Linked DNA regions of Homo sapiens: all the other regions are linked to region 2. The links are chromatin loops, found by intact Hi-C in ENCODE. Cell type or tissue: GM12878. All regions are shown on one strand. Links, peaks and the distances in the headings refer to the core of each region. The heading gives the core; the rest is flanking DNA.

What was found. A loop is a pair of places that touch in the nucleus more often than their neighbours do. Peaks named below come from ENCODE experiments on the same cell type or tissue, not always from the same donor. Only the 100,000 strongest peaks of a DNase experiment are listed, where the experiment ranks them.
Region 1: a loop joins it to region 2, with 2.3 times the contacts of the local background. A loop is called at or near these places in 1 of 110 quality-filtered maps.
Region 3: it touches region 2 in a loop (2.3-fold over the local background); 1 of 110 quality-filtered maps calls a loop at or near these places.

Annotation. Positions count from the first base shown.
Region 1 is chr14:59,111,560-59,121,928 of GRCh38, forward strand. No RefSeq gene overlaps it. Among named protein-coding and RNA genes, the nearest start is that of DAAM1, 72 kb to the right of the region's middle. In GM12878, for the core only: no CTCF peak of the experiment used is centred there; a DNase peak (open chromatin) is centred at 5,682.
Region 2 is chr14:58,791,719-58,802,087 of GRCh38, forward strand. It overlaps the pseudogene RPL31P4. Among named protein-coding and RNA genes, the nearest start is that of LINC01500, 31 kb to the right of the region's middle. In GM12878, for the core only: a CTCF peak has its summit at 3,878; a DNase peak (open chromatin) is centred at 5,453; H3K27ac peaks cover 449 bases.
Region 3 is chr14:58,879,639-58,890,007 of GRCh38, forward strand. The region is part of intron 1 of LINC01500 (long intergenic non-protein coding RNA 1500); the gene reads left to right. Among named protein-coding and RNA genes, the nearest start is that of LINC01500, 57 kb to the left of the region's middle. In GM12878, for the core only: a CTCF peak has its summit at 5,013; no DNase peak of the experiment used is centred there.

The sequences.
Region 1 (10,369 bases), core at 1,625-9,624, 320 kb after region 2:
ACATAAACAGAATTCAAAACAAAAATCACATGGTCCTCTCAATAGATGCAGAAAAAGCATTAGAAAAAATCCAGCATCCCTTTATGATTAAAACTCTCAGCAAAATTGGCATACAAGGGACCTACCTCAATATAATAAAAGCCATCTATGACAAACCCGCTGCCAACATAATACTCATGGGGAAAAGATGAAAGCATTCCCTCTGAGAACTGGAACAAAACAAGGAGGCCCACTCTCACCATTCCTCTTCAACATGGTATTGGAAGTCCTAGCCAGAACAGTCAGACAAGTGAAAGAAATAAAGGGCATCCAAATCAGTAAAGAGGAAGTCAAACTGTCACTGTTTGCTGATGGTATGATTGTTTACCTAGAAAACCCTAAACACTCCAGTTTCCAGATACAAAATTAATATACACAAATCAGTGGCTCTTCTATACATCAACAGCGACCACACTGAGAATCAAGTCAAGAACTCAACCCCTTGTAAAATAGCTGCAAAAATAAATAAATAAATAAATGAAAACCAAAAAAAAAAAAAAAAAAAAACACCTTAGGAATACACTTAACCAAGGAGGTGAAAGACCTCTACAAAGAAAACTACAAAACACTGCTGAAAGAAATCATAGACAACACAAACAAATGGAAACACATCCCATGCTCATGGATGGATAGAATCAATATTGTAAAAATGACCATACTGCCAAAAGCCATCTACAAATTCAATGCAATTCTCATCAAAATATCACCATCATTCTTCACGGAATTAGAAAAAAACTATTCTAAAATTAATATGGAACTGAAAAAGAGCCTGCACAGCCAAAGCAAGACACGTAAAAAGAACACATCTGGAGGCATCATATTACCTAATTTCAAACTATAGTATAAGGCCATAGTCACCAAAACAACATGGTACTGGTATAAAAACAGGTACATAGACCAATGGAACAGAACAGAGCACCCAGAAATAAACCCAAATACTTACAGCCAACTGATCTTTGGCAAAGCAATCAAAAACATAAAGTGGGGAAAGGACACCGTTTTCAACAAATGGTGCTGGGATAATTGGCTAGCCACGTAGGAGAATGAAACTGGATCCTTATCTCTCACCTTACACAAAAATCTACTCAAGATGGATTAAGAACTTAAATCTAAGACTTGAAACTATGAAAATTCTAGAAGATAACATTGGAAAAACCCTTCTAGACATTGGCTTAGGCAAGGATTTCATGACCAAGAACCCAAAAGCAAATGCAATAAATACAAAGATAAATTGCTGGGACTTAATTGAACTAAAGAGCTTTTTCACAGCAAAAAAGAACAGTCAGCAGAGTAAACAGACAACGCACATCATCAAAATCTTTAGCACTCATCCCGTAATCTTCATTAACTCCCCAAAGCCACCCAACTAATAGTAGTAGTGATAAAATTATTGATATGGGCAAGAGATCAGTTGCTGTGTGAAGGCATCTTTTTTTTTTTTTTTTTTTTTTTTTTTTTTTTTTTTTTTTTGAGACGGAGTCTCGCTCTGTCGCCCAGGCCGGACTGCGGACTGCAGTGGCGCAATCTCGGCTCACTGCAAGCTCCGCTTCCCGGGTTCACGGCATTCTCCTGCCTCAGCCTCCCGAGTAGCTGGGACTACAGGCGCCCGGCTAATTTTTTGTATTTTTAGTAGAGACGGGGCTTCACCTTCTTAGCCAGGATGGTCTCGATCTCCTGACCTCATGATCCACCCGCCTCGGCCTCCCAAAGTGCTGGGATTACAGGCGTGAGCCACCGCGCCCGGCCGTGAAGGCATCTTAATTACTAGCTCAGGTTGATTCCTGGGCTAGGCACTCAACCCTTTTGATAGGACTCTTCTCCATCTCAGGTTCTCCCTCTCTATTGGATTCTTCCAGATTCCAGCTAAGTTCAAGTATTCCTCATTGTAATATTCTCCCTTAACCTTGTATCCACTCTGGCAACTGCTGACTCTTCACAGCTAAAGTTAGTGAAAAGCTGATGGCAGTGGAAGAATGGTTCAGAGTTGTCTCTGGGGTCAAGAGAAGGACTTTCGCTACAGAGTCCTGTTGAAGATCCCTGTGAACCACCTACCTGAGGTCATCCCTAACACCCTGTCAACTCCCACTCCCACAGCAGGTTTTGGGAGTCTACTGAAATTATACATTTTTTCTCTTTAAGTCTGGCTTATAAAGAGAGACAAAAAGCTGGGAAAAACAAAGAGAAACTTCTATTCATTAAAAAGGTCGAGGAGAAACTTCCTGAAGGCATGAAGTTGGTCAGCTTTATCTGTCTAGTTACAAAGAGGTAGCCACAGAAGACTGCCATTTATCCAAGTGAGATGAAATAGAAAAATATAGCAAAAAAAAAAAAAAAAACAAACCCAAGCAGAACATAAATAAGGCTAGAGCCACCTGATAGCAGATTTGAACCTTCTGCAAATGACATTAATGGCTGAGGGCTGTTTCACTCACAGCACAACCTTGAATGGAGAAAATCACCTGCCAGAAATTCAGGTGCCATTGAAAGAAACCCAAGTGCATGAATATTTTTATATTAGAAAAAGACAAATTCAGGAGAGCCATGTGTTGGATGCAGAGCCCCAGAAGATTGCAAAGCAATAAAATAGAAAAACAGGCAACCAAAATTGCAGGTCTAAAAGGATGTAGCATTCCTTGTCATAGTGAAGGAGGAAAGAAAGCAAGCAAACAACTAAAAGCTAAAAAGTTCAAAGTCAAATAATATCTGAAAGAAAAGAGGCTGATTATAGATGGTGACTCTATAGCAAGACCAGAGTCATAGGACCCCTCCTGCATTCAGACACAGGCACAACCTCCTTCATTAGATGTAAGTCTGCAGGAAAAACACAAAAAACAAAGACTGTCAAAGGTTAATCTTCCTACCACATATATTCAATTTCCAGAACTTTATCTCCCAGAACTTTCTGATAACATTCAGCAGAAAATTATAAAAATTTTAAAAGAGGCCAGGTGCAGTGGCTCACACCTGTAATCCCAGCACTTTGGGAGGTCGAGGTGGGAAGATCACTTGAGGTCAGGAGTTCGAGACCAGCCTGGCCAACATGGCGAAACCCCATCTCTACCAAAAATACAAAAATTAGTTGGATGTGGTGGCACAAGCCTGTGATCCCAGCTACTCGGGAGGCTGAGGCATGAGAATTGCTTGAACTGCGGAAACAAAGTTTGCAGTAAGCCGAGATCACACCACTGCACTTCAGCTTGGGTGACAGAGTAAGACTCTGTCTCAAAAACAAACAAATTTAAAAAGAGAGCCAAAGGAGGAGTGAGGATTCAGATAGCACAGCAAAAAATGAAGAGAAGTTGGAGGACTAACACTACCCAACTTCAAGTATTTCTCTAAAGCTATGGTAATCAAGAAAGTGTGGTATTGGTGAATTAATAGACAAATAGATTAATGGAACAGAATAAAGAGCCCAGAAATAGACCAACATAAACATTGTCCACTGATCCTTGACAAAGAAGCAAAAGCAATACAATGAAGCAAAGAGTATTCTCAACAAATGGTGCTGGAACAACTGGACATCGATATGCAAAAAAGAATCTAGACACAAACCTTACATCCTTCACAAAAATTAACTCAAAATAGATTATAGACCTAAATGTAAAATGCAAAACTATAAAACTACTAGAAGATAACGTAGGAGAAAACCTAGACAACTTTGGGAATGGCAATGACTTTGAGTATGGCAGTGACATTTTAGATACAACACAAATGGCATGATCTGTGAAAGAAATTATTGATAGGCTGGACTTCATTAAAATAAATTTTTGCTCTGCAAAAGCAATGTTAAGAGAATGCGAAGAAGAGCCACAGACTGGGAGAAAATGTGTGCAAAAGACGCATCTGACAAAGAACTGTTATCAAAAATATGCAAAGAACTCTTCAATTAAAAATGAGTCAGTGACTTCAACAGATAGATACCTTACCAAAGAAGATATACAGATGGCAAATAATCACATGAAAAGCTGTTCCACATCATGTGTCATCAGGAAAATGCAAATTAAAACAATGAGATACCACTGCATACCTAGTGGAATGATCAAGTCCAGAACACTGAAAGCATCAAATGATTAGGGGGATGAGGATCAATAGGAGCTCTCACTAATACGCAAAATGGCACAGCCTCTTTAGAAGACAATTTTGAGGTATCTCACAAAACTAAACATACTCTAACCATATGATCCTGCCATCGTGCTCCTTGGTATTTACTCAAAGGAATTGAAAATGTCCACACAAAAACCTGCACATATATGTTTATAGTAACTTTATTCATAATTGCCAAAACTTGGAAGCAACCAAGATGTTCTTCTGTAAGTGAATGGATAAATATGCTGTGGAACATTAGACAATGGAATATTATTCAACACTAAAAATAAATGAGCTATCAAGCCTTGAAAAGACATAGAGGAAACATAAATGCATGTTACTAAGCGAAAGAAGCCAATCTGAAAGGCTGCATACTGTATGATTTCAACTATATGATATCCTGTAAAAGATAAAACTATGGAGGCAGTAAAAAGACCAATGGTTGCCAGAGGCTAGTGGGGAGGGACAGATGAATAGGAGAAGCACACAGAGTATGTTTAGGGCAGTTAATCTACACCATGATAGTGTAACAGTGGATACATGTCATTACTTAACTGTCCAAACCTGTATATACAACACCAAAATTGAGCCCTAATATAAACTGTGGACTTTGAGTGACTATGACATGTCAGTATAGGTTCATCAATTGTAATAAATGTACCACTCTGGAAGGGGATGTTGATAGTGAGGAAAGTTATGCATGTGTGAGGCAGGGGGTATTAGGAAATCTCTCTACCTTCCTCTTCATTTTGCTTTGAATGTTAAACTGTTCTAAAAAATAAAACCTAAAAAATTGATGAGCGTGTATATTAACCTAAGCATATTGAATCTTTAATGTTTATTTCATTTGTTTATTTATAGAAAATATTATGCATCTCCTTTCAATGACCAAAGCTTTATCCTTTGTTTTGCAGTTATATATAAATGGAAGTCTGTAATTCGATTTTGGGGAAATCAATAAGATCAGCATATGCTGTGATAAATTATTAAATATCATCCACCCCTGCTGACTATACTTTTTCAGTAGATGGCAATATGACCTTTCCTTCTATCTCTGTGATAAAACCATTGGTAAATCCAATAGGCATTTTTAGTCCTTGCTATTTTAAGTTCTCTACAGCATTTGGTCCTTTTGACCACTCCTTCTTATGATATTCTCTCACATCCTTGTCTTTCCAGATGCCACTCCATTTTGGTTCCCCGTGTACCGCTACTGTAATTCCTTCTTCTAAAACTGCTCTTTGTACTTATTTTCCCTCCTTAGTTCAACCTTCAAAATATTTTAGGGTTCCATGCTTAATTCAACTCAATAAGCATTTTTGAGTGTCAAATAATGTGCAAGGCATGAAGGTCAGTACTGTAGATACCAAAATGAATAAGTCATGCAAATCATGGGAGAAGCATACAAAGAAACAAGTATAATCTAACCTCTAAGTGCTACAATAAAAATATGACTCATCCACGGGGTCACAGAGGGTAAAGCAGTAAATTCTGTCCCCTTCTCTCTTTACCCACTCTTCCTAGGTGTTTTAATTGAGTCTTTTCAGTTATAAGAGAGGTTCACAGAGATGATTCAAATAAGGAAGAGTTTGTTTTAATGACACACATGGGCAATAAAGAACAAAGGTGTCTCATAGGAATGAAAGAACAGGGGCGTGCTCTGTCTTCCTGTGCCACATCACTTGTGCTGCATGATGCTTTCTGCTTTCTCACAACTTTAGTTTGCACACAGTCCATAATGGTTCTTTCTCTATCTTGCAGCATCTTGTCAGTTTCAGCAACCTCTACTAATTGCCACATTTACTCAATGTTTATCAGTGTAAACTCCTGATGGGAAAAAAAAAGTCTTGATTGGTCCAGATAATCTTTTTGCACTAGGCTTTGTCAGAAATCACCAGCTAGCCTAAGGATTGAGAACTAAAAATAAAATCCTAAGCCCCCCAACCCACTGAATGGACCCCCTGTTGTCCAAGGGAACCCCAGAGAAACCTTAAAAACTGAGTTCCTGGCCATGATGGGTCAGGAGGTCAGATAAGCCTCATCATACCCTCTCCCTTTTGCAGTTTAGACCCAACAACTTGCCAGCATTAATGTTAAAATAAGGCTGACAGAATGGACTCTTTATGGCAATAAGATACCAAATTCTAAATAGGACCTAAGGCCACACCAGGCAAGGGTTAAGTCATGCACTCCTACACTTAAAGAGTAAACTAGGTTCTAACTGCCACAAGGTTTTTCCTTACTCTGAAGCTAAACAAGCACTGACCTCAAGATAAGCAATATTGAAATAACTGCAGCTCACCCACCATCAGATGCTGACTGACTCCCTGTTTCACAAGCCACAACTACAGCTTCGATTGAACAAGAGACTGATTTCTGTAACTTTCTCCTGATTAGAGACCACCAGCCATGGACTGGCTCTGGCAGGTTTTACAGGCTGTGTACTTGAGTGCCTCCCTGTCTCTGCTTCACATTTGGACATATCTGGCCTAATTGTAATGCATTTAAATGTTAAGTCTCCACCTCAGGGTGAACATGGGTTGTATGTAAAATACATGTTTACTCAACCTGAATATGTATGATGACCCTCATCATGAATATTCATAGCTCCTCTATAACCCATTGAATATGTATACTTGGCCAACCTGTTCGGTATAAATTCCTGTCTCATCTTTCCCTCCCTTGAAGTGCCTGTTTCTGGCCTTTGGCCAGAGGCTATGCTTCCCAGCCTTTCAGAATGGCCACCTTGCAGGCTGTAGCCCTTTATAAGATAGCCTCCTTTCTAAATTTGTAAATTCAGTAATTGCTTTTCTGTTAACAGAATGGAATCCACTTCCAATCCAACCCTCTGTGGTTAGAAGTGGAGATGAACATGTGATAAAGCCCATTTCAATACTGTCCTGCTTGCAAATCCTCAGAGACTTAGAAAAACTCTATTCTCATTAGCATGACCTACAAGGCCCCAAATGATCTGGCCCTGGCCCACCTCTCAAGCTTCATTTCATGATGAAGCTCCTAGACCATGTCAGGTTCTTTCTGCTTAAGGCCCACTGCATATGTTGTTCCTGCCACCTGTATCATGAACTAGAATGTGAGCTCCAGGAGGCAGGGACCTTGTCCATCTTGGTCACCATATAATCACTTATGCCTGGCACAATAAGGACTCAAAAAGTACTTGTCAAGTGAATGTTGAAATAATGGTAGAACAACATTGTCTAAGGCTCACCTCTACAGCGGAGGCTGTGGTTAGGAAGACATAATTCCTGAAGCCTAGGTCATTGGCTGAGCAGACGTCCTCCTGTTTTCCACTGCTAATGTTTTCCACACCTATATATTGTCAGCCGAAGTTCTAGTCTCAATTTCAGACCTGCATTTCCATCTTCCTCTGATCTTCAACTAGACACTCCATGGTGATGTCAGGCCTATTTGTCCCTCAAGCCTGTACCTCTTTCCATATTTCTTCTTTTTTATGGTTTCCCCATTTGGCCACTCACCAAAATCAGAAACCTCATGATCTTTCCTACCTGACCTCACTCACCACTTAAACCAATTCTCTTATAAAACTCTTCTTATTTTCCCTCCTGAAGTAGCTTTCAAACCTGTCCTTCCCTCCCTGATCTCATTTCCATTGCCCTAGTTAAGGCTTCACTGTCTCTCAACTAAAGGACTGGAAGTCTCTTCCTGCTGTTTCCCAGACAATTCCCCCTTTTTGCCTAATCTTAGTCACAACATTGCCATCACAGCAATCTTTTAAAAACATAAATCTGATCCTGATTCTCCCCACCTTAGAAACCTATGTTGATGTCATGGTCAAAATAGTTTACACGGTTTTTCATAACTGGTCCCTGCCTCCCTTTCTGGCCCTATTTCCCCCCTTTTGCTCAGCCCCTTGCATACTGTTCCCCAGTATTATTGAATGCCTTGCTTTTTAAAAAATTCCTTATGTGTATGTGCATCCTGTTTCTTCTACTTGGAATGCCTTTCCCACCCATCTCCCCTTAACCTAAACTCCCAGGAGAGCAAGTCAATCTTCAAACACTTACATGGACAAACTGTGGAAAAAAATGATGAAGGAAGTTGAAGAGAAATAACAAATAAATAAGGTTGTTGCTATGCTTAAAGTCCCTAGGAAAAAGTAAAAGAATTTTGAAGAAGTGAATTCCAAGTGTCTGGGCATTTCACCCAGAGCATGCTCCCAAAAGCAAAGGGGAAGATTATCTATGAAAATACTAAGCACTATCACAAATAATTGAAATCAGCACAAATTCCTGTCTCCTCTTTCCCTCCCTTGCAGTACCTGTGTCTGGGCTTTGGCCAGAGGCTATGCTTCCCAGCCTTTCAGAATGGCCACCTTGCAGACTGTAACCCTTTATAAGAAATAAGGTCTTCTTTCTAAATTTATAAGTTAAGTAATTGCTTTTCTGTTAACAGAATGGAATCCACTTCCAATTCGACCCTCTGTGGTTAGAAGTGGAGAGTGTACATGAGATTACACTGACTAAAATGGGAAAAAAAAAAAGAGCTAGCAACTTCTGTGTTTCTGTGGAACCCAAATGAACATTCATCATCAAGATCAGAGGTACCCGTGGTGTGAGACTTTAGTTCCAAAAGATATTGTAGGATCTCCACAGTCCCTAAGTTTCAGTGGCTCACCTGTTAAGCTCAATTCGAACCTGCACTCAGTAAATAAATTGGTCTGCAGCATAGTTATGCCAAAGAAGCAAATTGTCTTGATAAATAACTCATATTGTACAATCATTCAGAAATTGTGTAATCATATGCACAAAGTATCAATTTATTAAATCTGTACAGTTGAAAAACATTTCAAATAGGCAAAAAAACTTACTGTACACTTTAAATTATTTCCTCCATGAAGCGAAACGAAGAAAGAGACCATGCACTTTTTTAAGAGGGTTATGCTATTAACAGGGAAGACTAGATCATTTTAGGTCATATTAAAAGAAGGAAACAAAGGGTCTACTAGTGGCTCATATTAAATAGGGAAAGCAAGAAAACCAACATAGATGTCCCCTGTTTTGTGAAGCTTTTCTTTACTCTTTACTACAAGGTAGAATTAATGCTCCTTATTATCTACTTCTGCATCTTATAAATATATTTATTATTGCACATATCTCACTCTACTGTGATTATGTACTTACATATCTGTTCCCTTTACTGAACTGTAAGCTATTCAAGGACAGAGACACTTTGCACCGTTTGTACTCTCCATGTCTGTTCAGTCTGGAGCCTCTAGCTGCCTGATGAACTAACTATACTAAACTAAAGAAGGACTCTTCTTGTCCTTCCAGAGAATGTTACTGGCACAGGAATATTCTCAGCTTAAGTAAAGCATATGCATTTATTTTATTGACTGGAACTCTAAGACCTATGTAGAGGCAATGTCCAAAACACAGCCAAGTTCCCTGACAGTCTTTAAATCAAGAGTTCTCTGTTTTCAAAAATCTGTCCCAAACTCTTGCTGCCGTGCTCTGCAAACTCTTGGTGATTGCTTGATGATCTCCAGCTGTTTTCACTTCCAAGATTTTAACTTTTTCTTTTGTGGACCAAAATGCACTGAACAGCTTATAAGGAAATGGTATTTTGAGTGAAATTATTTCTTGTATTTACCTCCTAATTTTAGGTGGCCTTCAGCACCATCCACCCCAAACATAACCTGTCCTCTCTCCCACCATCCATGCACTAAGTACCTGTGAATTCCATCACTGCTGATTCCAATGGGACCCAGAATTCCTTCCTTATGTACTAGCTCAGCACATCCATTCATCGCAAGGCTTGTTGGCAATGTTGGTAACTCTGCTTTTCATCATATAACTTTGGTGCTGTATATCATTGGGCAGTTCATGAACTTGAATTTTCTATGAAAATACCACCGAAGAAGCACAGTCCATCAATTGTTTCATGGAAAAGCTAGCAAAAGAATTAGCCAAGGATGGCTTTGCCCAAGTCCCAATAACTCAATAGAAAACATTCTTTTTCCATGATAGAATGTCTACCTATCTTGATAAACTCATATTCTCTCTGCATATTCTTTGCCTTGGATGTTTAACAAAGTATCAACGCCTGGAGAAAAGAGCAGAAAGCTGGAAGCATGAGTCCAGGAGTTAGACTCAGCTTGGAACTTGCTCTGTAATCCGAGTCAAGTCACCTCCTTCTTCAGGTGTCATTGTGGATTTCACCACACAAGTACTGAGGCTAGGAAAACAAAAAGTATTAAACCTGTGCT
Region 2 (10,369 bases), core at 714-8,713:
AGTTATTCTACCTGAGAAATATTTGCAGTAATTTAATATGTGGGACATTAATGGCCTCATCTGTGCATTGTTCTTTTTGCTGGAAATTCTTAGTGCAGTGAGTCCCTGGAGGCCACCTCTTGGTCCAGCTGCTTGCCCATAAAGTAAATTTCCTGTGAATTATTCAGGATTGAAGCCATACAGATCTCTAACTTCATTACCCATCTTTTCTCAGATACATTCTCTACATATCAGTGAGTAGATGAAGAAAGATGTCCCAGAATTTTATGTTGACTTACAAGAAAAAAGGCGCATTTTTTTCTTCTTGGTCCTATGTCAGTGATTCCCAGGGCAGGCTGGCTGGCCAAATGCATGGCCCCTGTGACCTGCTGTTTCCATCTGTGCCTCCACTGTCTTGGTTGTTGAGTTTGCCCTTGACAAAGAATGTTAAGGCATCTTATGTAAATTAGATGGGGAACTTAAAACTCGAGACAAAGTATGTGCAATTCTCAAGTTTTTCTCTACTTTTGCTTTGTGCTGTGGCAGTGACATTGAAAATTGATGAGATTATTCTTGCCCCAAATCTACCTATAATTTTGTATAATTATTCCAAATTCTGTGCCACAGAACTGAATTTTTGGGGTAAATGTGTAGGGCTTAATGACTCGCAGTCTGGATTTCCTATAGAAGAAAACCCTGTATGATTTTGATACTCTTTTTGCTCTTTCATCATAGATTTGGTCACAGGCTTGCCATATTTTATTTAGTGAGATACTTTCAGTCCCTTCAAAAAATGTTTATGTCTGCTTTTTTCTTTCTAGAAAGAGAAATAAAACATCTTAATTTTTTTCTTAGTGCACAAACTATTATCTAAAATAAATAAACACTGAGTATGATGACGTTCATCCGTGGGTTTTTCTACTGGTGTGATTTTTCTTCTCTGTCTTCAGCTTCAGGCTCCTCTCCCTAAGGAAAACTATTCACTTTCTCCTGGGTAGTAAGTATGTTTTGTATTTGGGTGGCTCAGTGTTGTTTAGGCTACAGGCTTGAGGTATAAAGGGCAAGACTTTTCCCCTTAGGCAGGGATAACTTTAGTATATAAAATGTTCTCACCAACGTGAAGGGAAGAATTTTATTCATCTGAAATTTTTCATGAAATTTATTTATGAAAAGCCATCAGAGGAATTCCCAGAAGGCTACATGCCTCCTTCTCATAGGACTGAGAAAGGATGGGGTAACATGGGGTTACAGAGTGAGTTCTCCAACCAGGTGGCCAGAGCTTGGGTAAGTCCTGATGGTCGCACCTGGCTGGGAAGCCAGGAAAGGTGCTCACAGACAAGTGGAGAAATGAATAGAATTGTGGTGAGGCACCCTCCAAAATGAGAGACAGTAGGAGAAATTTTAGCAATTTTACCGTGTGCAGAATTTCAGAACTAAGTACTGGAGCCTAAAGATAATTTCTGGGAAGTTTTCTGTTTGATATCCTGTATAAAACCCCTAGATGGCCTAGTTAAAAACCTACAGAAAAGATCTACAATATGGTCCAAAGTTTACGAAGCCAGATTTATGTTTCTTTTGACTGTGACTCACAGCTAAGACTGAGCCACATGGAGCCTTAGGGATTATTTAGGTTAGATTACATATTAACAAAATATCAGCATATCCTTTAGTAAGATATCCACGCAGTAATGTCAACTAATCACAGTAGCATAGCATTTAAAGGGAGTTTTGAGCAGGATTGAAAGAAATATGAATAACTAGGTGTAAGTAGGAATTTTCATAAAGGGACGATTTACAGAGCTGTGGCAGGGTTAAAAGGACCAACAAGGAATGTTGAAGCACTCAGGGACCAGCAACATTGAGAAACTGTTTCCTAGAACTGAAGAGTGGAGGGGAAGGAAGAGTGTTGTTACTAAGGCCCATTAAAAATTGGGGCTATAGAAGGGGAGCTGACTGCAACTGCATCAGGAGCTACAGTCAGGGAGGGATGGTGCCACTGCCAGATTGTGAACCATGAAGCTGAGTAGGGAGCGAGCAGCAGAGAAATACCCTCATCTCTCCTGCTGTTGCCTTCCATTGGCTGAACCGTCCGGGGCATCTGAGCCTGAAGAAATTAGAGAATACTGCCGGGCGCTCACGCCTGTAATCCCAGCACTTTGGGAGGCCAAGGAGGGTGGATCACCTGCAGTCAGGAGTTCGAGACCAGCCTGACCAACATGGTGAAACCCTGTCTCTACTAAAAATACAAAATTAGCCAGCCATGGTGGCGCATACCTGTAATCCCAGCTACTTGAGAGGCTGAGGCAAAAGAATTGCTTAAACCTGGGAGGCGGAGATTGCAGCGAGCTGAGATCTCACCACTGCACTCCAGCCTGGGCAACAAGGGTGAAACTCCATCTCAAAAAACAAAACAAACAAACAAACAAACAAAAAAAAAAACCAAACAAAAAACCCAAGCACAAAAAAACTTAGAGAATGCTATCTGTAAGCATCAGTTCCCTGAGGACCTAGGCTGCCATGGAGGAACAGAGGATGGATGTGGGGTGGTGCACAAATGGAGAAGAACGCACACCCTGAGTCTCACTCTAGTGAATTCTGACCTTTCTTTAAGAAAAACTACCCAATTTTGGAATCTTTCTTGACATGTCCAGGCTGTCTAGAGCTCTAGGACCTTTATAACTCTTAGCCACAGCAGGCTTTACATTCCCTAGAGTTTTTCTTCTGCCAAAACAGAAGAACAGAACTATGGCATATAGTTTTCAATCCATCTTCTGCCTTAGCACAGGTGAATGACAGAAAACAGTGACATTGCATATCCCTAATGCCAGTGCACAATGGGGCACAATTCTCACTGGGCATAGGGAACACATTGCCTTTAGGGAGGTATAAGAGAACCTCAGGGTGGTGGTAGTGTACATTTGAAAAAGCCCCGCCTTTCCAACTTGGACGCGGCAGAATGGTTCCCGCAAAGAAGGGTGGCGAGAAGAAAACGGGCCGTTGCCATCAACGAAGTGGTAACCCGAGAATATACCATCAACATTCACAAGCGCATCCATGGAGTGGGCTTCAAGAAACGTGCACCTTGGGCACTCAAAGAGATTCGGAAATTTGCCATGAAGGAGATGGGAACTCCAGATGTGCGCATTGACACCAGGCTCAACAAAGCTGTCTGGGCCAAAGGAATAAGGAATGTCCTATACCGAATCCATGTGAGGCTGTCCAGAAAACGTAATGAGGATGAAGATTCACCAAATAAGCTATATACTTTGGTTACCTATGTAACTGTTACCACTTTCAAAAATCTACAGACAGTCAATGTGGATGAGAACTAATCCCTGATCGTCAGATACATCAAATAAAGTTATAAAATTGCCAAAAAAAAAAAAGTAAAAGCTCCTACAAATGATTCTCATAAACTTCTGTGCTTCTCTGAGAATGACTGTGCTAAAAGCTTTAACCAGGATCTCTTGATGACAGGATCTTTCTCTTTCTGAAACGAAGGGTAGAGTTTCTCTTTCTGAAAGGGAGGGTAGAGTTTTCATCAAAACATTCAAGCTTCTACACGTGGCAGTAGTGAAAATGCTTGGGAATTCAAATTTGTATCTCATTTTAACTGTGTAATCTGTTAATGTCTCTGAGCCTCAGTATCTTAATCTATAAAGAAGGCATAATTATACCTACCTCCAAGGGTTGCTAAGAATAAGTCAGCTAAAAGTGCTTTGTAGGTGGAAAAATTCTAGATAATTGTTATTTATATTATTGTTATCTTGATGTCTTTTCACATATGGGAAAAGCTGGCTTTTTATTCCCTGCAGTCAGCTTAAAACTGAAAGACATAAAATCATTTATAGAATAACTCTAGTCTGAATCCTTTGCATCGATCCATTACCAATCAGAAGGTGGCGTATTTTGAAGTCCTGAGCTTATGTAGATATGGGTTTTGAGTTAATGTATAACTCCTTTTAAAATTACAGACATTTCTAGCTTCCTTTGAGTTTTACAAACTAACAGTTCAGGCACAGACACTTTTCTCATTTTTTATTTCAAACTTCAAAATATATTTATGATAATAAACTAAAAGTAAAATTGTCAGGTTGCCAAGTAATGAGATTATAGGTGAATCCACACTCCCAGTTTGCCTTAATATTGTTAAATTACTTCTATAACTAACAAGGGAAACATTCATTTAAACCAAACATAGTAAGTTTTTGTAATTTATTTCCCTTTGTAAAAGCTGCATAGATATATATTTATTGTAACAAACTTAAAAAATTAAGAAACATTGTACCTGTGGACTTATTCTTCAAAAACAACAATATTTTGAAGCTACTTTCATTCCTTCTTTCCCCTTCTGATGGATATATTTTAATAGCTGTGAACATTTTCATGTTCCATTTTCCTTCTACCTTACAACATAAATATTTCACATTGTTACTACAAGATTTCCTTGATAATTTTAATGGCTATGTAACAGTTCATCAGATGGGTATATCTTAACATTAGACATTTAGGTGATTTGCTTCCACTAGATATTAATATATAGTAAATTAAATAATAACAAGAACAAGGAAGTTAAAAAAAGGAAATTCTCCTCGTTTTTTTACAACTTCCTCATGGCTTACCTGGATCTCCTCCATGTCTCATTAAAATTTAACTAATTATTTCATAACAGCACGTAGAAATTCTGGCAGTGTGATAGACATATTCATTTTACTCCTGACCACACAGACAAAGCTGTGTACCACGATGACAGAGGCCAGCAAGCCAGAGGCATGTGTTATTTTTGGAACTTCTCTAGAGAAAATGTGAACTCAAAAGTCTGGGCTTAACAACTGTTCCTGTTACACACATACACAAACACACTCACAGATGTTAAATATTGGGATTCTAGATGGCTTGTTTTCATTATGCAAAGACATTTCTCTCTTTCCCATGATGTCTAAAATAATACTATGAATTCCAAGAATCATGGAAAGTTAGGAAGTTTGGAGATTATTTATATGGGATTTTTAATATATGACATGTCTGCTATGCTAAACACATGGCAGACATTATTGACCAATTGTTCTTTCCTGAGACAACTTCAGACTCCTTCCCAGCATAACACTACCACACTCATGACCAATCCTTCACAAATGGTTCAAGAGAGCAAACCTGTTCACCATCGAGAGCTCTTCAGACCTCTTACTTCATGGATAAGGAAACTGAAACACTTTAGATTCCGGGCAGAAAAAATAATGCATCTGCTTGGCTTGTTGAGTGTATGTAGAGGTTTACATATTAAAAGGATCCCCAGGTGATTTGAAAGCACCCTAAGCTTGAGAAGCACTGATCTAGACCACTGAATGGAGGATGCCACAGGTACAGACAGGTCCAGAGTGAGGTTGTCCAGCAGCTGTGGGCAGGACCCCAGGGGAATCAGTACCTTGGAGAGGGCATCCCATATGGTGAGCTGTGGTTTTCACTTCATAGTTTCAGAAACTTAATTTAGTTAATTACACAGAGATGATTAACCCGTAGGAGACCAGGTTTTACTAATGAAACTTAAAAGGCATTGATGTGCAAACCAGAATTCCTATTTTGGTACAAAAAAAAACCTGTTAGAATCATCCTTTGCGTCATACATGGCTGCGGGGGTATTTTTTCTGGCAAGTACCTTCATGCAGCTACCTAAGGTAAAGGCCCAGAGATGCCTTCGTCAACATAGAATGATAGCAATGACAGTAGGTATTTCTGAGGGCTGTTTTTTTTGTGTTAGAGTTATTTCTCCTTCAAGATGCTGGATAAACATGAAGAAATCCTCGCTAATACATTGCCTTTGAAAACCTTTTACTAGGCCTGGCACGGTGGCTCATGCCTGTAATCCCAGCACTTTGGGAGGCTGAGGTGGGCAGATCACGAGGTCAGGAGATCGAGACCATCCTGGCTAACACGGTGAAACCCCGTCTCTACTAAAAATACAAAAAATTAGCCGGGCGTTGTGGTGGGCACCTGTAGTCCTGGCAGGCACCTGTAGTCCCAGCTACTCGGGAGGCTGAGGCAGGAGAATGGCGTGAACCTGGGAGGCAGAGCTTGCAGTGAGCCGAGATCGCACCACTGCACTCCAGCCTGGGTGACAGAGCAAGACTCTGTCTTAAAAAAAAAAAAGAAAAGAAAAGAAAACCTTTTTCTAAAACAATCCTTGGCCAATGCCAGCTATGTTTCAGTGAGTTTTCTTTTCTGTCAGTTTCATTTCAGTCATCTTCCTGAGGATATTTACCAATTTCTCCAGTTTCAGGAGCAATATCCTTGTAAACTATTTCATAGAGGTACCTGCTTCTGTAGCTATTTAAACTCCACTGTTTATTGATTCTTCTTAACTTTATTCTCTAAATTCACCTAAATTCTAGGTGCTCTGTCCTGTGGCTCCCAACAATGACTACTTTAGTCAAATCTTGTTTCTCCAGCTGATGGGAGGCAAACTGCTTAACCTGTACATATTTGTTACTTTTTTGAACAGTGGGGGTGAGGAAGTTGAAAGAACTTACAAAAAGAGTCAATGCCTTCACTGTAAATGTATTTGGAGCGAACAGAATCAAGATGTTCTTAAATCGAAGTCATTATTCTCTGCCAGATGGGAAAAGGCACAGTCTTATGGTTATGAAGAGCTAGGTTGGGTCTGTATCGTGCTGTAAACTCCACTTAAAGCCAGACTTCTTTGTTTGCCAAGAGTAGCTATCACAGACTAAAATGCTAAAACGCAACTGGGGATGCTGTCAATCTGCTTGACATGCATCGACTGCAAACATCTCATACCCCTGGTAGAGGGGGCACATTCTACTTCTCTAACACAAGGGAGTGGGAAGGCATGGTTCAGGAAAGCTGCACATATTACAGTATATATATTTCCATAATCAAAAGACAACCCTTACTATATTACATTATTGGACAATTTGAAAAAACTTTTAATGCTTTGCTGTTCTTTTACTCTGAATTCCTCTAGAACACAGTTACATGCCTACCACTTATTACATGAGGAAATCCATAATATAGGAGCTCTTATTTAGCTTCCAAATGGTCTCAAATGAGATCCAAAATTTAAGAAGGAAATAAGAATCAGTGATTATGTAACATTAACCAAATGTCTTTCCCAAACTGAGGCTGACTTTACATTTCTTAGGGGCCCAATTCCATTAATGGTGCTTTCTTATTCAGCAAGGTAGAGACATGGATTACTTAGCCAGTGTTTTAGAACTGTGAAAACTGTACTGTACACACAACTGAGGGCTGTAAGGGGATCTTGCTTCATACTCAGTCACTGGCTGCAGCAAGGGAGACTTAAGTGAGACCATACAGCAAGGACTTTGCAAAGCTAAAAGTACTAAATACATGCAAGGGGATTTGCAGCTAAATAAAGTGTTTTTATACCTCCAGCTTCCACTAAGCTGTCCAGGGACAAGTGAATTCCTTTTCTCCAGCTGCTTGAAGAAGTGTGTTGTCTAAAGCATTGTTCCTGGCTACTATTATTTATAGTAGAATTGTCTTCTCCTACTATTCTCAACACGTTTGCTTTTTCATTTTTGAGGAAGCAGTTTTAGAACCTGAAGTTGGACCTGTACCTTGACTGTCCTCTTCACATACAATGATGCTCAGCCTCTCCCTGTTACTTCATCTCTTGTTATGAAATTCCGACCCAATTTAAGTTTGCATGCAAGTTTCAGTTTCTTCATAAAGTAAGCACTCTGAATTCTTACTAGCATTTTAACACTCATTATCTGATCTAAGCAATTGAGCCTGATTATTTGCTGTTTTATCTTGCTTTTTAATGGTTCCATGTGCATAAGGCTCTTCAACAAAACTGTACATTAGTTAAAAGTAAGAGTTTCTAATGCCTCTTCAATGCTATATTGTTTCCATTGTGTTTTTATTATAGCTGTAGAAACCATATTTCTTTTTCTTTTTCTTTTCTTTCTTTCTTTCTTTTTTTTTTTTTTTTTTTTTTTTGCTATGGAGTTTCGCTCTTGTTGCCCAGGCTGGAGTGCAATGGTGTGCTCTCAGCTCACCGCAACCTCCGCCTCCCGGGTTCAAGCGATTCTCCTGCCTCAGCCTCCCGAGTAGCTGGGATTATAGGCATGCACCACCACACCTGGCTAATTTTGTATTTTTAGTAGAGATGGGTTTCTCCATGTTGTTCAGGTTGGTCTTGAACTCCCGACCTCAGGTGATCTGCCTGCCTTGCAATGGCACGATCTTGGCTCACTGCAACCTCCAACTGCTGGGTTCAAGTAATTCTGCCTCAGCTTCCCAAGAAGCTGGGTTTACAGGCACATGCCACCATGCCCAGCTAATTTTTGTAATTCTACTAGAGAAGGGTTTTGTCATGTTGGCCAGGCTGGTCTCGAACTCCTGACTTCAGGTGATCCGCCCGCCTCAGCCTCCCAGAAGTGTTGGGATTACAGGCATGAGCCACCGCACCCTAGAAACCATATTTCATACATAAGATAATCAGACATGAATTGAACTCAAGGTCTGTCAATGGGGCAGAATATTTGAAATCTGGGTTACTCTGGGAAATCCAGGAGACAGTGTTATTTTATTTATGGTGCCACTATATACCCTTGTTATAGCCACACATCTATCTGCCCTGCTAGATCTTTAGCAACCTGAGATTAATAAAAGTAATATTTATCTTTGTGGTACCAGTGCCCACTATTGTTGTCAACAATGTTATCCATTGTTAGCTTTCTTTTAGTGCTTCTTCTGTGCCAGACACTGTACTAAGTACTTTACATGAATCATCTAATCCTCACAAACTTTATCTTCATAAGATAATAAGGTTCAGTTATCTCCATTTTAAGAATGAATACTCACTGGTGCATAAATAGTAGGCATATAATGAATTTTAGACTAATGAATGAATTGATGCTGAAATGGTTGATGCCTAAGACATTGCCATGGGAATATTCTTCTTGCTCCAACTAGAAAGATAACTTAGAGACTCAGATCACTTCTTCACTTTTTAAAGGTAGATTAGGGAATCTGGGTGTTCATTTTGATTCTCACTTACCTGTGTGGCATTTTCTATTGAAATAGTTATTGGTTTGTCCACATTCATTAATACCTCAGTGTTAGAAATTGTCAACTTTCCTGTATTAAATTGATACATTTGTGAAGGAATTATTGTTTAGGGATAAATGGGAGAGAATAGAAAGGACTAGGGAGAATAAAGTTCTCCACATAAATGTGGAAACATTTATGTCATTGTTATATGTATTTAAATATACCTTTTACCAATGGGGTTCTTGATCCATTTAGTGAAATATAAATTGAAATTAAATATTTGAATTAGAAATTGAAATTTTGTATAAAAGAGAAGGAAGAAAAAAGTTTAGAAAATTGATTATTTCATTTCCTTTGTAAGCAGAAATTATGTGACAGACTCAATGAGTATTTCAGGGGAACAGAATTTGCAAATAATATAGTTTAATGGGTATAATTGTCAACTGATAATTTACTTTGCTGGATAAAAAATAGATGATACATTTCAAAGTTACAGCAGCCTAGGCCATATAATTCTTGTGAAATATCCTCTGGGATTACTCAATAGGGGAAAAAAAGTAAATTTTGAAGCAGTGCAAAATGCTCTTCCATGTAGAGTACTCAAAACTCTACATGAGCAAGGACCTGTCAAACATTTCATGACCTCATGACAGTTTATTTTTTAATTTTTTGTACTTAAAACTTTTAAGTTCATGGCTACATGTGCAGGTTTGTTACATAGGTAAACTTGTGCCATGGGGGTTTGTTGTACAGATTATTGCATCACCCATGTATTAAGCCTAGTACCCATTAGTTATTTTTTCTGATCCTCTCCCTTCTCCCACCCTCCACCATCCAATAGGCCCCAGTGTGTTGTTGTCCCTCTGTATGTGTGCATGTGTTCTCATCATTTAGCTCTCATTTATAAGTGAGAACGTGTGGTATTGGCTTTTCTGTTCCTGCATTAGTTTGCTAAGGATAATGGCCTCCAGCTCCATCCATGTCCCTAAAGGACATTATTTTGTTCTTTTTTAAGTATTCCATAATATATATGTACCATTTTTTCTTTATCTAGCCTATCATTGATAGGCATTTAGGTTGATGCTATGTCTCTGCTAGTGTGAATAGTGCTGCAATGAACATACATGTGAATGTGTCTTTATAATAAAAGATTTATATTCCTTTGGGTACATACCCAGTAATGGGATTGCTGGGTGGAATGATATTTCTGTCTTTAGGACCTTGAGGTATCACCACACTGTCTTCTACAATGGTTGAACTAATTTACACTCCCACCAACAGTGTAAAAGCGTTCGTTTTTCTCCACAACCTCTCCAGCATCTGTTGTTTTTTGACTTTTTAATAACAGCCA
Region 3 (10,369 bases), core at 1,209-9,208, 88 kb after region 2:
GGGCAATAGACTGAAATCACATGTTAGTCATAGGAAAAGGGAATTTTCCAAGGCAGAATTTTGCTGCTGGAGGGTATTTTAGGATTAACTATCTCTAGGTTTTCAGTGGAATGTCACAAACTTGGCTCTTTATGAGATTGGCTGGGCTCAGTGTGCTCTTCGATCATATTAATTAAATGAAAGATCGAGGCATCCTTATTTCCCTACTACAGGTGGCTCTCCATTCTCTGTAGCCTTTGCTGTTTCTTCCTCCAGGAGATCTCCTGTATCATGCCTTGGATGATAACTTCCATGAGAACATGGACCTCCACCTGTATAAGATTTGTGAGCCCCACAGCACCTAACACAGGGCCTTACATACTCACTGGCCATTATTTTTTAAATGAATGAATAAAATACCACCTAGGCCAATAGGGCTCTCAGTCCTTCTTATGTTCTCATTTATTGACTAGGTTTTCCAGTACTTAATAAGAGGACTTAAAAGCAGTGGCTTATTTAATTTTGCATTTAGAAAAAGAAAGTTTATCTTTACCCATTGAATCTGACATCAATGGGAAATGGTAGATTTCCAGATCGTTAAAGACTACCATCCTTTAAGTGCTAAGACTTTTCTTATTTTAGCTACTATATAATATAATGTACATATACTATATAATACATATACATGTAATATAGATACATATACATATAAAATACATTATGTATAATTTAAAGATTATATATATTTATCTTTATTAAATGTATGTCCTTGGCTACTTAGAATACATAAAAAAGAATTCATTTTGATATATTGATAATTCAAGATAATTATTATCAATATCAGTGACTTGACTTCCCTTAAAGGCTATTGAGGTGTGTAAAATTGCCTCTATGCTAAATGAGTTCTTCTGTCTAATTTTCATAAGAAGGGGAGAAAATGAAGGTTGTTGAGTTCAGAAGATGCCATCAGGATGACCATTGTTAGTGCTTCCTATAATACATGTGGTTTCTCTGGAAGCCTTTTGCCCTCTCAGTGTGCTGTATCTAACTGCACAGGAGACTGAGAAATGTAGCCTTTATTCTGGGTATCCATGTGTTCCCACAAACGTTTGGGTTTTTTATTAGTCATTTATTTATTTGACAAACTTTTACTTAGGACCTACTGTATGTCAAACACTCTTTTAGGTATTTGGGATGTATTTATGAACAAAGCAGGCAAAGATTCTTGGTCTCTTACATTCTTAGCAGGAAGAGACAAACAATAAACAATACATTCATAAATTTTATAGTATGTTAGAAAGGGATAAGTGCTATAGAAAAAGGTAGAACAAAAAAGAGGGTTGGGAATGCAAGGACAGGGGTCAGGACACAGGAGGAAACAGGTGGTCAGGGTAGAATTCATTGATAAGGTTTGAAAACCTTAAAGGAGCTGAGGGAGGGAGTTAACCATGCGGGCATCTGATGAGAAATCCCTAAGGGACAAGTACAGATAGAGGAAAGAGCAGCAAGTGCTGAGCCCTGGGGTGTCCCTCCAGTAAGAGGTGTGGGAGAAATGAAAGAACCTGCCAAGGACACTAAGAAGGTGGCCAATGGGGAAAATCAAGAGAAGAGGATGACAAAAACGTGTGTAATTTTTTTTTATTACAACTGAGAAACTATCTATCCATACACTTTTAGAAGTGAATGAATAAATTCAATAGAGCCCAAGGGCCTCTCCTATGGCTAAATTAGTAGATGTAATAACAACAGTAATAATAAAAATAACTATAAAATTAACAGCAAACATTTATTGAGCACTGTTTACTATGTGCTTTGTATTTGTACCTTCATTAACAGGGGAGGAAACTGAAGCATAGAGAGGGGATGGAACATGCCCATAGTGCAGGTGCTTTTGGCTGGCCATCTAATTTGGTGCTCAGAGGAGACTGGCTTTGTAGCCTTGAATCCCTCAATTATACCCTGAATAAATGAGATGACAGGGCGTGACTCTCAATTAGATGAGGTACTTCTATGCAGTGTTTTTCCTTTTTTTGCCTATTAACTCAAGTAATAGACTCACATGCTGAGTGACTAGCTTTTATCTTCAAGTGACTCTAGGAGTTTTTTTTTTAACATGCCAGTTAATTACTGTGAAAATTTCACCTAAGTTAGTCCCCAATTAGGATATATTCAACTCATTCCTATGATGATCTCTTTTTAGATTTATCTTAGTGCCTTTGAAACAGCTGATAAATGTTCTTCCATTTGCTGGCAGTTACTAATATTCACCCTAAAATTTTTCTTTTCTATACACTCCCTCCCAGCTATCCCTTGGCATTGCCTATGACAATGCCACTTGGTGTAGTTACCATTTCTATTACTACCTCTAACCCCAAAGATGACAGTTCTTGAGAAGTGGAATCTGGGAGTTCTTGAAGTGCCTAACACATTTCTCACACTTTTTTTTTTTTTTTTTTTTTTTTTTTTGAGACAGGGTCTCACTCTATCACTGAGGCTGGAGAGCGGTGTTGTACACCACTTACTGCAGATTTGACGCCCTGGGCTCAAGTGATCCTCCTGCCTCAGCCCCCCACGTAGCTGGGACCACAAGCACGTGCCACCACGCAGCTAATTTTTGTATTTTTTAGTAGAGATGGGGTTTAGCCACGTTGCCCAGGCTGGTCTTGAACTCCTGGGCTCAAGCGATCTGCCTGCCTCAGCTGGGATTACTGGTGGGAGCCACCGAGGCTGGATCCATTTCTCATACTTGTATTCTTTCTTGGCCATTTTAATTTAGAAGGTAGTAGGGCCAACCTAACACTTGGGGCTTTAGAGGTTTGCTGCAGACAAAATATGCACAATTGAAGAGATTTTTGGAGTGAAAGAGATGGTTTCATTAAAAATATTATAATGATAGAGTAGAGGTTGTCTTTTTCATTGTTCTGCAGAAAAAGGCTGCTCATGTGTCCTAATATATGTAACATTCTGATTAAAGGCCTTGAGGAAAAATTTGGCATGTGCTGTATTAACAAAGGCAAACTCCACTTACATCTGCCAACAGCTGAAAGGCAGATTCTTGTGGTAAGATCTCTGAACTATAAACAATGCCATAATAACACTTGTAATTTGCGATGTCATCAGCTAAAATAAGAGACAATTATTACAAATCATATTGCTAATATTTTGAGAAACTGAGATCTAATGTTGCTAAATCAAATTCCTGTGAATTCCACAGGGCGCTCAGCGCATTATAAGATTACCCTGTGCTCTAAGCATGTCCTCATTAAGGCTGCTGGCTACTGTGTTTTTATTGCTCCCCTGGGAGGTTTGTTGAGTTAATGCTGCCAGTAGGAAGTCGTGTTTTCCTAGCCTCCCTGGTATACAGGCCTCCCAAATAGGTCTGCAGCCAATGATGTGCTAGATTAGGTTATGATGATTTGTCTTGCCATCTCTGTGAAAAGTGAAGGCAATCAGAAATCAGTGTGAAGTACGGTCTAGCCATGTAAATATCTAAATAATCTCATCACAAAAAGGAATGCTATAGTAGGTCCAGGATGAAAGTATTGAAAGATAAGTAAATCAGTAGCATTAACGTTTTAGATTGGTGCTCATAGAGTTTGTGCTTTTGTCATCACTATCACTATTGTTTAATTACGGTTAGAAAGGGCTACTGAGCACTTACTGTGAGCTACGCACTGGGCAAAATGCTTCATGTGCATTATTTGATGATCCTTACCAAACCTTATTAATCTAGGTGCTATTTTCAGCCCCATTTTACAGAGAAGATAACTGAGGTTCCTGGTTTACAGACTATGTTTATAGCCATGTGGTAAAGAAGAGGCTGAGCTGGCGTTTGAACCTAGATCTTCTTGTCTCATGAGCCTTCATTATTAACCATTATGCTATGCTGCCAACTTTATAGAGAACTTATAAATATGGCAAGGAAAACACCAACTTAGAATAGTTACAAAATCTTTGCTTATTGGCTTTTGTCTAGCAGGTTGTAAGGGTTAAAAAGTAAAGAATAGAGTTTTAAAGTATTAGAAGATGATAACCTTCTAGTAATAATTTTATTTATCCAGTGTAAGACATATTTTTTCTAATTTCATTAAAAATTACAAGACAGGTATCATTATTCACCAATAAGCAAACAGAGAACCAGAGATTTAAGCTGCTTAAGGTCATCCAAGTAGTAAAGAGTAGAGCCAAGATTTGAGGCCCCATCTACCTAATTCCAAACCTTGAATGCTTTCAGCTTCCTCTGACAACCTCCACTGTGTGTGTGTGTGTGTGTGTGTGTGTGTGTGTGTGTTGAAGGGTGGTGGGATGTGGGTGCATTATTTGTGTCTCTGAGAATAGTGAGTTATGTGTGAGTTTTCTAGAAATACCCTACTAGTCTTATAATAAAAAGTTTACTATAAAAATTCTTGGATTTGGAATAAGCCTTAAAGGTTACCTTCTAAGACCAGCAACTCATTTGATGCTTGAGTGTGTCCCACAGTCACCCTATCAAGTGAGTCTCCAGTTTTTTGTTTTTTGCATATCCCAAATGTTGAAAAATTTATTGCCAAATCAGTCCTTCCGTATTCTGACATCTTTTACTATAGGGTGTCTAGCTTGGGCTCCCTCTTTCTCCCCTCTCTTGGTCCTGGTTTCAAATCTTTGAAATGTACAGAACAAGTCTGATCAATCTTCCGCAAGGAAACCATGTAAATATTTAAAGATGGCTATTTTGGTCCACCTTGAATCTTTTCTAGTCCTCGGGGACCTCCCATATTCTTCAGCCATTCTTCTTGTGAAATAGATTTGGTTCTTTCTTGATGCCATTTAATCTGTGTTTTGGCTGTAGGAAAACACAGATGTTTCAAGGGATCTGTTCACCTTCTTAGAACATGATGCTTAGGATTAATCACTTTTCTCTCAGTGTGGTCTTACCAGAATAGACCAGCAGAGCATGTCCATAACTTTGTTCTTTCTGGATACCACATTACCATCTTTCGTGACCTCTCTCTAAGCTTTTTCTCTTATGATGCTGTGAAGTTATACTGCCTCTAGCTGACGGATGTGCAATTGCTTTTGAACCTACCTAACAGACTTTTATCCTTATTCAGTTTTATCATGTTATATTTGCCTTTAACCCTAATTCTGTCATTCAATGTATTTATCAACTCTTCTAAGTAGTCAGTATTCAGTGCAGGAGACAGAGACCTCTCTAGGGATTTTCACCATGAAGAAATTTCACACATACTATTCTTAACAAATCATTGGAAGTACTGGAAGAATAGATTTTAAGTTGAGCCTTCAGAAATAACTCTCAGAACATTACAGAATTTTCCCAACAGAGGAGTTACTACCTCCAAGGCCACTTCTGAAGTTGTGCATTCAAGAACACAAAGTCTTACGTGTGATCTAGGAATGAAAATGCTACCACCATTGTTGCTGTCACACCTTTTGACACCTAGAAAGATATCGAAGAGACACTGAAACACTGCTGCAGGAGAGCCTCGCATCTCCACAGCCTCTCCATGAAAAGTGGAACACAGAAATATCAAAAAGGGCAGAAAAGTGGGATCTGCTTCACTTCCACCTCCCACATTCTTCATGAGAGGTGCTAATTAGGCAATTTGTATCCAGAATCTTAGTTACAAGAGTTGTTTGCTTTTTCTGTTTTTAAAAGTTCTCCATAATCTTCAGCCAGAAGGAAGGCAAAATGGAGATTGAGCAGCCCAACCCCCAGTATCTATCACATTTCCCAATTGTATGTAATCTACAAATTTACTATACTTTGCTTCAGGTGAATGAGTATACTGTGTATGTGATATGTATGTGTATGAGAGATAGAAAGAATATAAACAGAGACACTCAAGTCATTGATAAAAATCGTTTTTGGCATGCTACTAGAATTTTCTGAATTTTTGTATGAGTGATATCCGTGGGTGTCCATGGGAATACAAAGGTTGAATTTGTTCAGCTATATCTTCTGATATTATGCCTTGCATAATTCAAGAGCTTTCAAGAGGAGCTTCACAATCTTGAGTGGAGATTCTTGGGTTGTTGGCTTCTCCTGCTCTAGACTGGAGGGCCTTTCCGAGGGAGGAGTTGAAGTCTCCTCTGGATGTTGAATAACTTTATGTGTGCTGTCACTACTGTGTGTCACAGGGCCACAACTTCAGGGGGCATGAGTTACAGTGCATTTGATATTGTGTTCTAGAGAGCTACATTCACCCAGAATACCATGTAAATTGTATTCTTTGAAGCTGGGCAAACTGGTGTCTGAGTAGGCCATTGGATAATGATAGCTTGTGGTTGAGCTTGGTCAATTTCATGCTATCTAAGGAAATTAGACCTGCATACAATAGTTACATTGGTCTATAACATTTCTTCCACCTACCGGTTTAGTGACCCTGTTAAAAAAGAGAGATGAAGTTAATCGAATAAGGTTCTTGCTGGATTCTCATCACTTCTGCTTTCTGTTATAGTTACTCCAAAACATCCCTATAACATATGTTTATTGCCCCCAAATTAATGTCAAGTTCTCCAAGATCAGTTGTAGAACTCCACTTTCCCTCTTTGAAAACTAGGTCTCCATTGATTTATCATCAGTTTCTTGCCCATTTCCTTCTCTTCACATGTGGTAAGTACTGTTGAAATCCCTCTCATACTGCCTCAGCTCTCACCATTCTTAGCAAGCCTATAGAGTTCTATCACAAGCACCTATAAATCTCTACCAGAGTTGTTTTTTTAAGGCTCAAATGATGAGGAAGGTTGGAATGGCGGAGAGTCAATGACCCAGAAGGAACTTTTGGCTACTGACTGATAGAGTTGGAGGTGATGTCCCAGCTTCCTTGTGCCATGGATAGGACCACTCCTAGACATTTTTACACTGTCTCACAGAGTTCTCTCGGCAGGATGGAGCCCCAGCTGTCTGCAGAGGTCACCTGGTCAGTAACTCTCCCTATATTGTCTTCTTTCTCTTTTCTCTCTCTTTTCCTCACTTTCTTACCCATGCTTGCTGACATCACCTCCTAAATAAAATGCTTGTATGCAAATCCTTTGCATCTACTTCTGGGGAACCCATCCTCATGCATTTTGTACTTCAGAAACCCCATCTGGGCTGTGATGATTATTCCCAATCATCCAGAAACCCTGGGGAAACTTCACTGGAATTAGAGGCTTCCTTACAATGTCCCTGCTATGGCCTTCTTCTCTATCCAATCTGTGTTATCCTTTTCCATCTGAAGGTCATCTTTCTTAAAGAAAAGAAAAGTAAGATAGATGTTCACCAGCTTGTCTTGTTAACACTCAGCTGTAACTATTCTACAATTGGCTGCTCAAAAACAAGTTTATTGCTTCATTGCCCATGCTCGAGTATAACTAAAGTTTCCATGGATCATCTTCAGTGTTTTCCTTAAGTTTCAGTTCAGTTAATGCCAAAGTTAACCTACTTTTTTTTGTCATTGTTCATAGAAGTCCATGTCATCCTCTTATAATTGCTTTTGGTAACATCTCTCTTAACATATTATCTTTGTTTTTTAACATGCTTTTGAGATGAGTTCATCGGAGAGTTCCCTATGGTTTAAAAGAGAAGGAAAGGTCTAGAGAGTAGATAGTAGTTATTGAGAATTATTAATCATCATTACACTTTGAAGCCAGCTTATTGCTTCAGGAGTAAAAAATAAGTGTTGCTCCAAAAGGTTAACTTCTCCCCTCTCCTCCTCCTTCCATCAGTACCCCCCAATGCTTTGAGTTATATGGACTAATCCCATTTGGCCAGAGAGAGGTATGGGTTCAAGAATTCCCTCAATTCTGTGAGAAGAATGTGGAAGAACGTTATTATAAAGATTTGTACGTAGAGGCAAATTTCAACACCCTTTAGATAACACATTCATTTCTCTCCATCAACTAAAGTTATCTAGCTGAGTCGGATTATCCTCTGCTGCATTCTGTAGGTACTAATTTTCACATTATTTTGATGCTTTTTGTCTCCTATCAGAGCCCTTATGGCTCTGTACTGCAACTGTATTTGGTTTGCTTGTCTCATCCCTTGAGTTGCGAGATCTTGGAAACTTCAGCACAGTTGTGTGCCCACTGCCCAGTGTAGGGTCAGGGACATGGTGGGTTCTCAGTGCACATTTGTTGGACAAAGCAGAGCATGCCTGGCATGTGCTACTCAGGAAAGATAGCCTTTGTGCAGCATAGGTAACTGACTTTGGGAAGCAGAATTTTCCATGCAAAATCTTGAGCTTGCTACTGGTTACTGAGAAACCGACTCAGTGACTGGCATCTTGCCATACTTTGTAATCCTCTGGAAATTACATTTTGAGAACACAACCTCCCCTTTGTGACAGGCAATTAAATAACACATGACTGACTGAATATAAATTATACAGGTATTTTGATTAAAAAAATGTTTCGAGCACTTTCAATTTCAAAATATTTTTGATATTCATGACACATTAGTGTTAGTTTATAAAGGTGTCTGTTCTTCCTGTCAAGTTCTATTTGTGAATCAGGACATGAGTAATAGTGCTCAAATGCTGGTCATGTAGAATCTTATCTCTACCTTCTTGCTAAGGCAGGGCTGTGAGTGGCAGGGTGGAAACCATGGTATTATCATCAAAAAAAGTCTTCATTTGAAGTCAATGAAAAAATAGCGGCCCAAGAATTTGGGTCAAAACTCTTCTACTTGGAGAAAATACATACTTCTCTTTGAGAGTTCTTTAATGGAATATAAGCTAATGGTGAAAGTGAAATTGAGGGTTTTATTAGCATAACCAGGGTCTTCTGTTGTCCCATTCATATCCCTTGCCCATCTGCTTCAACACCATTGCACAATGAATCTGTTGCATTTTGTGAGATTTTACTCTTCTTTAGTGGTATTTTGGGAAATTGGAATTGGCTCTTTCATATAGTAAAGCTCAGAAACCTTCATCCTCCCTGAATGATACCTGTTTATCACACTGCTTTTGGAAGGAGATGAAAGAGTTGTGGACTTAGCAAAATGTAGAGTCATTAAGGATTTTCCAGACATATTTAAGCATGCTAATATTCTAAGAATGATATTTTAGCAGAAACATCTAATGTTTTGCCACTAGGTTATTTACAATACTAGATGAAGTTCAAGGAGTCTTTGGCTTTGCTTTTCATTTCCCTACAAATTATTTTCCAGCCTCTGTGGATTTTCTGAATTTTGTCTCCTAGAATTGACCACAAGAGAAGACTCCCTTTCAAACTCTTCATTCTCTGGTTCAGAGGTTTGATGTAATGGTTGTCTCATCGTACATGGTCAGCCACAGGATATACTTCATCCATTTCAGAGCTGTACTGTGAGTTCCAGAATAATCAATCTTTGAATCTTTGAACCAGGGTCTTCTGTTGTCCCATATATGTGAACATTCTAAGAGTACAATTATATCCAGACACATTTTTAAAACTTTGATTTTTGTTTAGATTACACCAATAGACAAAAGGCTAGAAAATATGATCAAGAAAATGTGCTAATCTTTTGGAAGTCAATGGAGTTCAGTGGCAGCAGAACTATTTATTAAAAGTCCAGTTCTAGATCCTTGAGGATAAATCATCCTCCTATAAAGACACATGCACACACATATGTTTATTACGGCACTATTCACAGTAGCAAAGACTTGGAATCAACCCAAAATGTCCATCAATGATAGACTGAATTAAGAAAATGTGGCACATATATGCCATGGAATACTATGCAGCCATAAAAAAAGGATGCGTTCATGTCCTTTGCAGGGACGTGGATGAACCTGGAAACCATCGTTCTCAGCAAACTATCACAAGGATAGAAAACCAAACACCACATGTTCTCACTCACAGGTGGAAACTGAACAATGAGAACACTTGGACACAGGGCAGGGAACATCACACACCAGGGCCTATCAGGGTCTGGGGGGTCTGGGGGAGGGATAGCATTAGGAGATATACCTAATGTAATTGATGAGTTAATGGATGGAGCAAACCAACATGGCACATCTATACCTATGTAACAAACCTGCACGTTGGGCACATGTACCCTAGAACTTAAAGTATAATAATAAAAAATAATAATTAAAAAAGTCCAGAGTCAAGTGTTGACACTTTGTAATTCAACAAATTACATTGATTTATTACATTTATTACACTAATCCTAGTTGCAGAGGTAGACAGATAAGTAAACAGAATAAATCACATTAGTGTTCTGAAGACTGTGATAGATATAAGGTTCGTGAATACATGAAACAGGGACAGCCAGCCCAATTGTTGGTTTTAACAATAAACCCTTTTATTGAGTGTTTATTATGTGCCAAGCACGAAAGTACTTTATATACATTATATTTAATTTAGCTACAGCTTTATGCACTCATTTATTTCATAGACAATAAACTTAGTATGGTCACCGATGTTG